Linked DNA regions of Mus musculus: all the other regions are linked to region 1. A link is a contact called in ENCODE POLR2A ChIA-PET data. All regions are on one chromosome and are shown on one strand. The core of a region is the stretch at or near the end of the contact, and the rest is flanking DNA. Distances in the headings are between cores, read along the strand shown.

Evidence for each region. ChIA-PET counts read pairs that join two places held with the same protein, here RNA polymerase II (POLR2A).
Region 2: POLR2A ChIA-PET joins it to region 1 with 13 read pairs in Patski. The contact joins the promoter of Trp53inp2 here to the enhancer-like site in region 1. POLR2A ChIA-PET finds 5 or more read pairs at or near these places in 3 of 5 experiments (Patski and embryonic stem cell).
Region 3: POLR2A ChIA-PET joins it to region 1 with 11 read pairs in embryonic stem cell. The contact joins the promoter of Raly here to the enhancer-like site in region 1. POLR2A ChIA-PET finds 5 or more read pairs at or near these places in 2 of 5 experiments (Patski and embryonic stem cell).

The regions. Positions count from the first base shown.
Region 1 is chr2:155,048,695-155,051,903 of GRCm38, forward strand. a (nonagouti) reads left to right here. Exons shown (of 4, transcript NM_015770.3): 4 at 1,934-2,318. The coding sequence ends at 2,104. Among named protein-coding and RNA genes, the nearest start is that of Gm39965, 4.7 kb to the left of the region's middle. Within about 2 kb of position 1,522, at least 1 of the 3 ENCODE cell types and tissues checked has a DNase peak (open chromatin) inside an H3K27ac peak, as active enhancers do.
Region 2 is chr2:155,380,241-155,383,449 of GRCm38, forward strand. Trp53inp2 (transformation related protein 53 inducible nuclear protein 2) reads left to right here and starts at 1,616. Exons shown (of 4, transcript NM_178111.3): 1 at 1,616-1,777.
Region 3 is chr2:154,789,453-154,792,661 of GRCm38, forward strand. It overlaps Raly (hnRNP-associated with lethal yellow), which reads left to right and starts at 1,658. Exons shown (of 8, transcript NM_001139511.1): 1 at 1,658-2,096.

The DNA.
Region 1 (3,209 bases), core at 272-2,771:
AAGATCAGGAGTTCATGGCTATCCTAAACTACCTAGCAAGTTCTGAAAGAGCCTGGGCTGCACAGCCACTGAAAAACAGAAGTATGATAGAAAACAACATCATTTGCTGTAGCTAGATTAAGAGACTCAACAAAAATAAAATACTGTTAGCTGAGCATGGCAGCACTGGCTTGCAATCCCAGGGGCTTAGGAGGTTGAGGCAGGGGGATCCCTAGTTCAAGGGCTGCTGGAGCTTTGCAGCAAATTCAACGACCACCTAAGCAAATTGAGATGCTCTCACAAAATGAATATTGTTAAATGAGGGGATATAGTGGGGTACTAAAGCTTGCCTGTAACACACAAAGCCCTGGGTTCAATTCCCACTATGGCAAATAATTAATAATTAATAATAAATACCATGTTAAAGTCAGCTGGATGTTAATATGTGCTAGAGGCTCCTTAACCCTTTAATACAGTTCCTTATGTTGTGGTGACTCCAACCTTAAAATTATTTTAATTACTACTTCATAACTGTGATTTTGTTACTGTTATGAATTATAATGCAAATATCTGTGTTTTCCGGTGGTCTTAGGCAACCCCTGTGAAAGGGTTATTAGGACCCCGTAGGGGTTCTTGACCCACAAGTTGAAACAGGCTACTAAAACACACTTTGTTAAAAGGCAGTTAGAATGCCTTGAAAAAAGCAATTAAGGACATGCTAGGACCAAACAGAGCCTTCCAAACCGAAACAGACAGAAAAAAGAATGCTTTCTCGCTGACTGAGGACCATTTCATGTTTTTGTACCTATACCTAAAATCATACTACGATAATACAGGTTCCTACACTCTGATAAATAGCAGATTGAGGCATTGTTGAAATGCACATACTATTCCTGTGTAGTGTGGCTCAATTAATTGGATCAACTATAACCAAAGCAGGGAGCACTGAACAAAATACATATACATGCTAGGTGCTGGCAATACAGCAGTAAACAAGAGATTATAGCTGTGTGGAGCTTACGTCTGAGTGGGGAAACCAGCCTTCAAGTAAATCAATAAAGAAATCTAAAGTCTTATATGATACATACTGTAAAGGAATTAAAGCATGGGGAAAGCCTAGAGAAGTAGCATTAAACAAAAAAAATTAGTAATCTAGAGCAATGTCCAGTAGAAACACAGTATAAGCCATAAATGTATAATTTTGTATTTTCTAATAGCTGCCTTAAAAGACTAACAATATTTAAAACTCGGTATAAAGTATTACTATTTCAACATCTAAAAATTTTTTTAAAGTTACTTTTGTGCAGTCTTTAAAATCTGGTAAATAGCTGTCACTGCACACATCAATTCCAACGCTAAATGTGGACCTAGTATTTATGTTTAACAGGAAAATATATGTTTACGTTACACTTAAATAGAAAACTCGGTTCCTCAGCACACAGGACCTGACTACCAGTGCTAGAATGTCTCTAGGCTATGGGGTAGCTAGCCCAAAGGACAGATGCCAAACACAGGAGTCCTCCAGGGCCAAAAGGAAGTTTGTTTCTCCCTAGAGAAATCACTGGGAGCCCTTAAGCGGACGATGAGGTCATAGGAAGGGCCTTCTTTGGCCACTGGAGGATGTTAACTCTAGAGGACAGGGTGGCTAAGGGAAAGAAGACAGTGAGTGGCCTAACCCAGGGGCAATGGATAACACGGATGGTGACAGGCTTCAAACCGGAAGGTTGTTTAAAATTGGGGCTAAGTGGGGCCTAAGAAAAGGGCCAGGTCAGAGCTAGGTAAGCTTGAAGATGAAGGCGATGTGCAGGTTGGGGTGGAGGGCAAGGACCCACTGGGATGCCCTGTGTGCATGAAAAAAAAGGGGGGCAGAGGTCTCTGGTCCTGGACCTCCACAGTACATGAGCATCGCAGGATGGCGTAGCCCGTTCAGTAGTCCTCAACGTCTCTCCTACAGAAAAAGGCTTCGATGAAGAAGGTGGCAAGGCCCCCGCCACCTTCGCCCTGCGTGGCCACCCGCGACAGCTGCAAGCCACCCGCACCCGCCTGCTGCGACCCGTGCGCCTCCTGCCAGTGCCGTTTCTTCGGCAGCGCCTGCACCTGTCGAGTACTCAACCCCAACTGCTGACGCAGCTTCTTCGCTGCGCGCGCAGCTTCGGGAACGGGTGATTGGGCGGGGCTTCAGGGTCCCGCGCTTCTAGGCTGAGGGGCGGGTCTCTGTGGGTGGGGCTTGTGGGTGGGCGTGGTCAGTGGTTGTGACTTGTGGGCGCTTTCAAAAAACCGGTTTTCTAGGAAACCTAGTGGAAGCTAAAATCAGAATACAATAATATTTTTAGGCTGCCGAGGAAGTGTGACTATTTCTTTTAAAAGCCGAAAGCTTCCGGCCGCTTTCCATTATAGAGTCTGGTCCTTGCGGATACCCCGCAGTCTGCGCACGCGCCAGCCACTCTTGCCCATAGGGAAACTACATAGCGCCTACAGCTGCTCGCGTGGTTGCTGTTGCTGCATCTTAGGGATGGGCACAATGTTGGCAGTTCCTTCCAGTCTGCCAGTGTCTAGGCTGCCTCCAAACTAAGGGAAAGAAGCCATTAGGGAACCACCTTCCAGTCTTTTCACCCATTCTCTTAAGCGGGAGCACAAAAATCTTAAGATGTTCAGAATTCCATTAGCAGTCTCAGCCGGGTGGGCGAGGGGAGGCGGGACCGTGCATTTGCAATGGCTTTCTAAATCCAAAAGGATTTGGGTTGAGGATTCCAGAACTTTTAAGAGGCTCTCAATCAAAGTCACCACCCAAACCCACTCCTCTTTTAGTCACAAGGGCACACGGATGTTTGGACCTGAGAGTTTTTCTTACGCCAGGCAGTAGTCCCAGCCTTTTTTTTTTTAATTCTAAAAATCTTGAGCTTAGACTCCCAAAGACACAAAATTTTAGATAGCCTTCCTCAATCTTCACCCTAGTTCCGTTGACCAGTAAGAAAGTGTGGGGGTTGGGAGTGGGGATGGGGCTGAAAAGCAGCAATCGAGCGAAATTATTAAGGACCAATTGCCAAAAATGTTCCAGACTGTTTCCTGAAGTCCCTCAGAGTCTCAGTCTGTAAGAAGCTGAGGTGTGGTGATGTAATTTTGAAAGAACTGCGCGAGGTAGAACACTCGCAGGAAGGAGTCAAGAGTTTGGGAAGCAGGGCTCGGTAAGGAAGGACCAGCAGGGAGGGGCAAATGGACGCCCTTTGAGA
Region 2 (3,209 bases), core at 366-2,865, 330 kb after region 1:
AAATGAGGGCACCCTGGAAACCCTAGTGTAAGGAGCACTGTGCTAATCACCTCCCCTCAAGCCTCTGGGTATTATTTTCTGGCTGTCTCCTCTGCCGGGCAGGGTTCAGTCCTTCCTAATGGCTTTCTGACCAGGCTGGGGCAGGGTTCTTGAAACCACCAGAGCATGAAGCTCTGAACTAGCTCCTGCTGGCCAGATGGGCAACCCTCCGAACCTCATCTCCCAACTCTGTTCCAGAGACCCAGACGCTCTAGCCATGGAAATCCCCTAAGTATTTCACAGGCCATTGCAAGAGCTGGGGCCTGGAGCACAAACCTGGCAGAGTCTTGGAGGATGACGGGTCTGGAAAACCCTGTCAGTTCTAAATGTGAATATCCATGGCAGCGTGACAGATAAACTAAGGCCCAGAATAGTAAGGATTTAACTTGAAATCACACAGGTTGAGACACAGGACTGGAAGCCAGGTTTCCCTTTAGAACCCTGGAGTTCAGTCCCTCTGGTGTAGGGTGTGATCAGAGTCAAGGCTAGTACCTGTGAGTTAAACTCCTGGCTCTGCCAAGGACTATTCCTTAATTACCTCGGAAAGTTGCTTAGATTCTCCTGGTCTGTTTCTTTAACTGTAAAAGGAGGATGCTACCTACCTTTTGGGTTTATTGTAAAGATTAAAAGGCAGCACAGTGCTTGGCATATGGTAAGTGTTCAGTGTCAGCTGGCAGTCTGGAAGAAGCAACCGTAGGTGCCCCTTCTTCTTTCCCTCCCCTCCCTCGGAGTCTCCTGTAGCTCAAGCTGCCTTTCAAACTCTTGAACCCATTTCTATCTACCAAGTGGTGAGATGAAAGGCAGGTACATGTAATCTCAGTTTCTCCACATGTAAATCAGGACTAACAATCCCTGCCCTGTCTGTCACTCTTTCCCCCCTGACCTGTTCCGGTAGCAACGTGGACTAAATAAGGTATGTAAACGTTCTAAGCCGAGCTGTCTCCAGGTCAATGTTTATTCAGCTTAGAGCAATTTCTTTCCAAGTCCTACGCTGGCCAGATTTCCTGTCAGCCCCATCAATTCTCTAACACTCGCAGGTGCTCCTTTGTAACCGCGGAAGGGGCAAGGTCCGCTCAAGCCCACCGTAAAAAGGAGCGGGGAAAACAAAAAACATAGAGGAGGGAGAGCAGGCAAGTAGGGCAGTGTAGAGAAGTGGGGTAAAAGGACAAGGAGGGTAAAAGGGACTTACAGATGGAGCGCGGCGGGGGTGGGTGGGGTGGGTGTCCTGCACCTAAGATGCAGGAGAAGGGATGTGCGGAGCTCTGGGGCAAGTGAGGGAGCAGGGATGTGTGCGGAAAAAGCAGCGAGGTGGGATTCTTGAGGAAGAATTGGGGGGTCGCTTTCAGTGTGAGGTCTGTGGGTAACTGGGGGCAGGGAATTCGGGCCGTCACCTCCACTCAGACAGAGGCTCCGAGAGCAGCTCCCGGGCTACAGCCACCCGCTGGCAAACCGCGGAGGGGCGGGGAAAGAGCATTCGGCGCCTGTGATTGGCTGCCGTCCCGACGGCCGCTGACGCGAGCGGGCGGGCCCCTTTGTGACGTCACAATCAGCTGTTGAAGCGTTCGGATTTGTGCCCTGAGCCCGGGCGCAGCGGCCGCAGCAGCTCCGGGCGTCCGTTCGGGAGCCCCGCCGTCTCTCGGCCCGTCCCCGGTATGCGGCTCCAGTTGTGAGCACCGGCGACCCGGGGACGCCCGGCCGCACAACTACCTCAGCGCAGCGGTTGCTGCAGCGGCCCCAGGTGAGTCCCGACCTCCGGGCTGGGGGCTCCGGGCACCCCCAGGACACGCCCTGCGCCCCCCTCTCCCGTTCTTTGTCTGTCTCCGCCGGCGGCAGCCGGAGCTGCGTTCTTGGCTCCCTATTGGTTGCTCCAAGCCGGTAGGCCATGACGTTGCTTTATTTGCATATGACATTGAGACGTCACCAAGGCCAGCCCCGCCTTCCAGGCTTGCATGGGTGCTTGTCCTCTGGTGACCCGGTGGGCGCTATGTCGTGCCCAGCCGGCCGAGGGTTGAAGAGACGCTGAAAGACAAGCGGGATCCGAAGGGACTCGGCGGTTTCCTGGGCTAATCTAGGGACTGGGGTCAGGCCTCTCATTTGTTTTTTCCTTGTGACCTGAGAGAGGGTAGGACAGCAAAGCTCGATTTAAGTTGAGAGGGCGGTAAGTAGATGGAGCTTCAGACTCCAGGTCCTGGAGACACTACCAGATGGTAGCGGATCCCCTCTGTCTTCAGGCTCCGCCCCCTAACATAATAACATCCTTCTAATCCCTGACATGTGTGCAGAGCCTGAGTTGATGTCATTTTCAGCCTACAAATATTGAGGGTCTTAAGCCCCACTTCACGGAAGAGGAAACTGAGACTCAGAGAGACGTAGTTTACTGGAGATCTCAGCCAATTAGAATCACACTCACTAAGTGGTAGATTCCTTAGCTGAAGTATAAGCTACATGCTTACATACATCTACTGAGGACCCTATCTTGGGTTCAGCACCAACCACAATTTGATGGGATGCTTCAGTCTTCATGATCCTGGACATTTTCCCAGGAGGTCTCTGAAAATTGGGTCTCTTACAAGGCCCTGACCTCCTCTGCCTTCTTTCTACTTCAAAACCCAATAAATGGCCGTCTCCCAGCTGTTTTGACCACAGAAAGGTGAGTCACTAGTTGCCTGCCTCCAGGTGTCTCCAGGGCAGATGTTGTTGAGAGGGAGTTGGGAGTTCCCTCTGTGGGCCTCCCATCAGAGCTGTCAGCTGGGAGAACCAGACCCTTCCCTGGCATTAGTGATGCAGAGCTTATGCTGTTTCCTGAGGCTGCTTCCAGAGTGACAGAAGGATGTCTCTTACTTTCCAAGTAAGTAGATCTGGAGTCCTTCCCAGGTTGAGGGTCGCTCAAGAATGGCCTGGGCTAGGGTTGGCTTAGGCCTCCAGTGCTATTCTAGGCACAGCCTCTGTAGTATTAAGGGAATGGTTCTTCCTGGAGCAGAGCCAGGAATCTGAGAACCAGGAAGCCAGCAGGCTAGGAAAGAAAACCCAGGAGGCTCTCCTAGTGGTCAAAGGAGGGGGGCAGTCATAGCTGGCTGGTTGCTACCATCTCTCCTGGCTGTCACTCACTTCTGTATGATCTCCACCAGGGAGCTTCTCACTTGACATGTCAACAGTTGAAAAGGCTCATT
Region 3 (3,209 bases), core at 408-2,907, 260 kb before region 1:
ATTCAGGACCTTGTAGAATGTGCACAGAATTCCCAGTGGCAGCAGACTATCATCTGCAATCTTTTCTAATGGAAGCCACGACCGGAGCAGGGCACCAGTGGCAGCTTGCCTGACAGTGGGGCTGCAAGTTCAGAGAATGCTTCTCAGAGGAGGAGGCTCCTCCTGAATATGGGATGAGTGAAAAGGCTGCCTGAGGTGTTAGTTAATAGATTGCTATATCCAAAGTCTAGCGGTGGTGGCACATGAGGTGGAGGCCAGCCTGGTTTACAGAGTGAATTCCAGGAAAGCCAAGGCTACCCCGAGAAACCCTGTCTTGAAAAAACAAACGGACAAGGAAACCCAACAAAGAATAGATGGTATATTTGAGCAAATATAGGAAGACTGTTACACAGAGAGGGAAGTGAGGAGCTGGATAAAACCAGAAAAAGCAGAGGAGGTTGGTAGGGGCTGGACTGATTGATGGAAGTGTTTATTGATCACCATAGTAGGTCTGGAAACACAGTAATGTACAAAAACCAGTAAAGAATTCCTGGTCTTGGCGCTGGGGAGATGGTTTAGTGAGTAAGACTGATTGCTCTTCAAGGCTGAGAACCTGTTTGAATCACCCATTCCCGAACTCAAGAGGCCTGGCCTCGCTGTGATGCCAGCAGTTGGAAGGCAGAAGCAGGGAGGATTAGGAGTTCAAGATTATTCTCGGCTACAGAGCAAGTACAAAGCTGGCCCGGGCTACAGAGACCCTGCCTCAAACTCTGTCCTAATTCCCAACAGGTAATGAAATCACAGGTCTGAAGGGAATGGGGAATACAAATAAGTACGTCTCCAGCTTTCTGGGAGATTTGTGACTATAGCTGACAATGGTCCTCTTTGCTCTCAGAAGACCCCCTGATGGTCTGGAGAGGCAAATTGGGGATGTAAGTGGGAGAGACAGGAGACTGAAAAACTGATTCAAATGGGAGATCCTGACATGATAAATATTTAGGAGGAAGAACCAACACCCAGATTAAGTAAGAAAACATTTCATCCCATAAGGGCAAAACTACTTAATCAGGCTTTTTTTTTTTCCACCTTTGACGAGAGACCCCAGACATCGAAGCGTCTCCGCCCAACCCCAAGCCTTCCCAGCGAATGGTAGCATTCTAATTCCTAGAAAGTGAAATAACCGCTCCAATTGCTTCTGGCCCCTGCCGCACCGCCTCCAGCTAACAGAGAGGGCTCCATCTCCAGGCCTCGCCCAATCAAGCGCCACCCCCGCGCCGCGCTCCTCCCTTAGGATCTTCCTCCTTCCGGCTCCCGCCCAGGGTCTACCTCCGACTGTCCTGCCCGCGGTGTTACCAAGGCCCACCTCCTGCAGACCGGCGGCAACCTCTTAGCACCGCCTCCGCTTCCGTAGGCCCAAGCTCCGCCCCTCAGACTCCTCCCCTGGGCACGCTCTTCCCCCCCACCCCGGCTCCGCCCTCAGCCTGCTGCTCCTCCCTCGTGTCCTCCCGCCCGTCAGCCCTCGGGACCCCCTCCGCCCCGCCTTCAGCACCCGGCTGGTGGAAGCCACAAACTCCTTTCCCTCAGCCCCGCCTGCCTCCTCCGTCCCCCCACCCCACGCTAGACCCCGCCCCGGCCCCGCCCTCCTCCTCTGCGCGCCGAAGCTCTGGACCTTTCCAAAGCCCGGCGCGAGGGGTGTGCAGGGAGCCCACGCGTTTGGAGAGCCCGGCCCGTGCAGGGCGGCGCTGGGGACTGAGTGCTCGGGTGGCAGGATCCTATTCGGAGGACCGAGAGGAGAACCGGGTAGGAGCCGGGGCGGCGGGCAGGCCGAGTGCAGACGCCTGTCCAGCACTCCCCCTCCCCGCGCTCGCCCCATTGGTGGCGGCCGAGCGAAGGACTCGCGGCTGCGGGGCTCGCGCCTCTGTCAGTGCGGCGGGGCGCGCGAGCGGCGCGGGGTGCGGAGCCGAGGGAAGCCGAGGGGGCGGAAGCGGTCGCGACTCTCGCGCGTGTGCTCGGGCTCCTCACGCGGCGGCCAGGGCCGCCTCTTCCCTCCCGCCCTCCGAGAGCAGACGCGCCGTCGCCCTTCGGTGCCGCGCGGCTTCCTCCAGACCTCGGCGCGGGTGAGTGGGGGCCGCGGGCCGCTCCTGAGGAGTGCGGGCGGGCTGTTCCGTGTGCCTTTTTCGTTCCTCACCTCCTCGGGCGGGCCGGTGCCTATTTTTAGAAACTCTTTCTCTCCGCGGTCCCGGGAGTCCTGGGAGCCGGAGTAACTCTCGGCCCCCTCCCTCTGTGCTCCCTCCCGGGCCCGCCGCCCCGGGTCGCCTGCCCCGGGGCCACGCGCGCCCGCCCCTGGACGCCTGGTATTCGCAGCTCGCCTCCGGTCGGTCGGCCGGGCGCGGGCCGGGAGTTGGGGGTGGGCCGGTGCCCGCTCGGAAGTTGGAGTCTTTTGTGCTGCGCCCCGCCCCGACCGGCGAGGGGAGGAGGGGAGGGAGCGGAGGTTGCGCCGGGGAGGCCTCGGGCGGGCTGGGGCCTGGCTCTGGCCTGGATTGGGGCCCCGGGTTTCTTCCGGCTTTCCAGTCGGTCCAGCTCTTTGAGGTTCCCTTAGGCGCGCAAAACTGGTCCTTTCTTTTCCCTCACGGGTCTGTCTGAGCGCCTTTCTCGCTACCCTTGCCTAGCCTTTGCTCGGTGTCTTGTGGAGCGCGGAAGGGAACGGCCAGCCCTCGAACTGGGGGGCCGCGTCCCCCACTTTGCTCCAGCCCGAGCCTCAGTTTTCACCTGGGTGAAATGGGGTCAAGGAGGAACGCAGCCTCTCCGGGTGTTAGTGAATTCAGGGAGGGAGTTAGTACAGGGCAGAAGCGTTAAATGCCAACAGGTAACGTTTAACGAGACTGACCCAGGAACTTCGTGAATGTATCGCCTCATGTCCACACCGGTCTTCCAGAGCTGTCCCTGCTCACAGGAGCAGAAATCAAGGTTCAGAGACATGAAACCGCCGTAGAAGTACAAAGCTGTTAGTAACCGTTACTTATTTCCTGATAGGAAATCTCTTTGTGCAGAGGGCATTTTGATTTACCGTTAGTCTTAACACCGTATAGGTAAGAAAGGTAGGCTCCTCTCTGAGACATTGACTGAGAGACAGGGACTGATCTGCCATAGATAAAATCTCCTTTTGTTGCTATCAGAACTCTGAGGGAAAGTGGTTAGGAGGAAATGTTTTTGCTGGTGTTGTGCTTAGA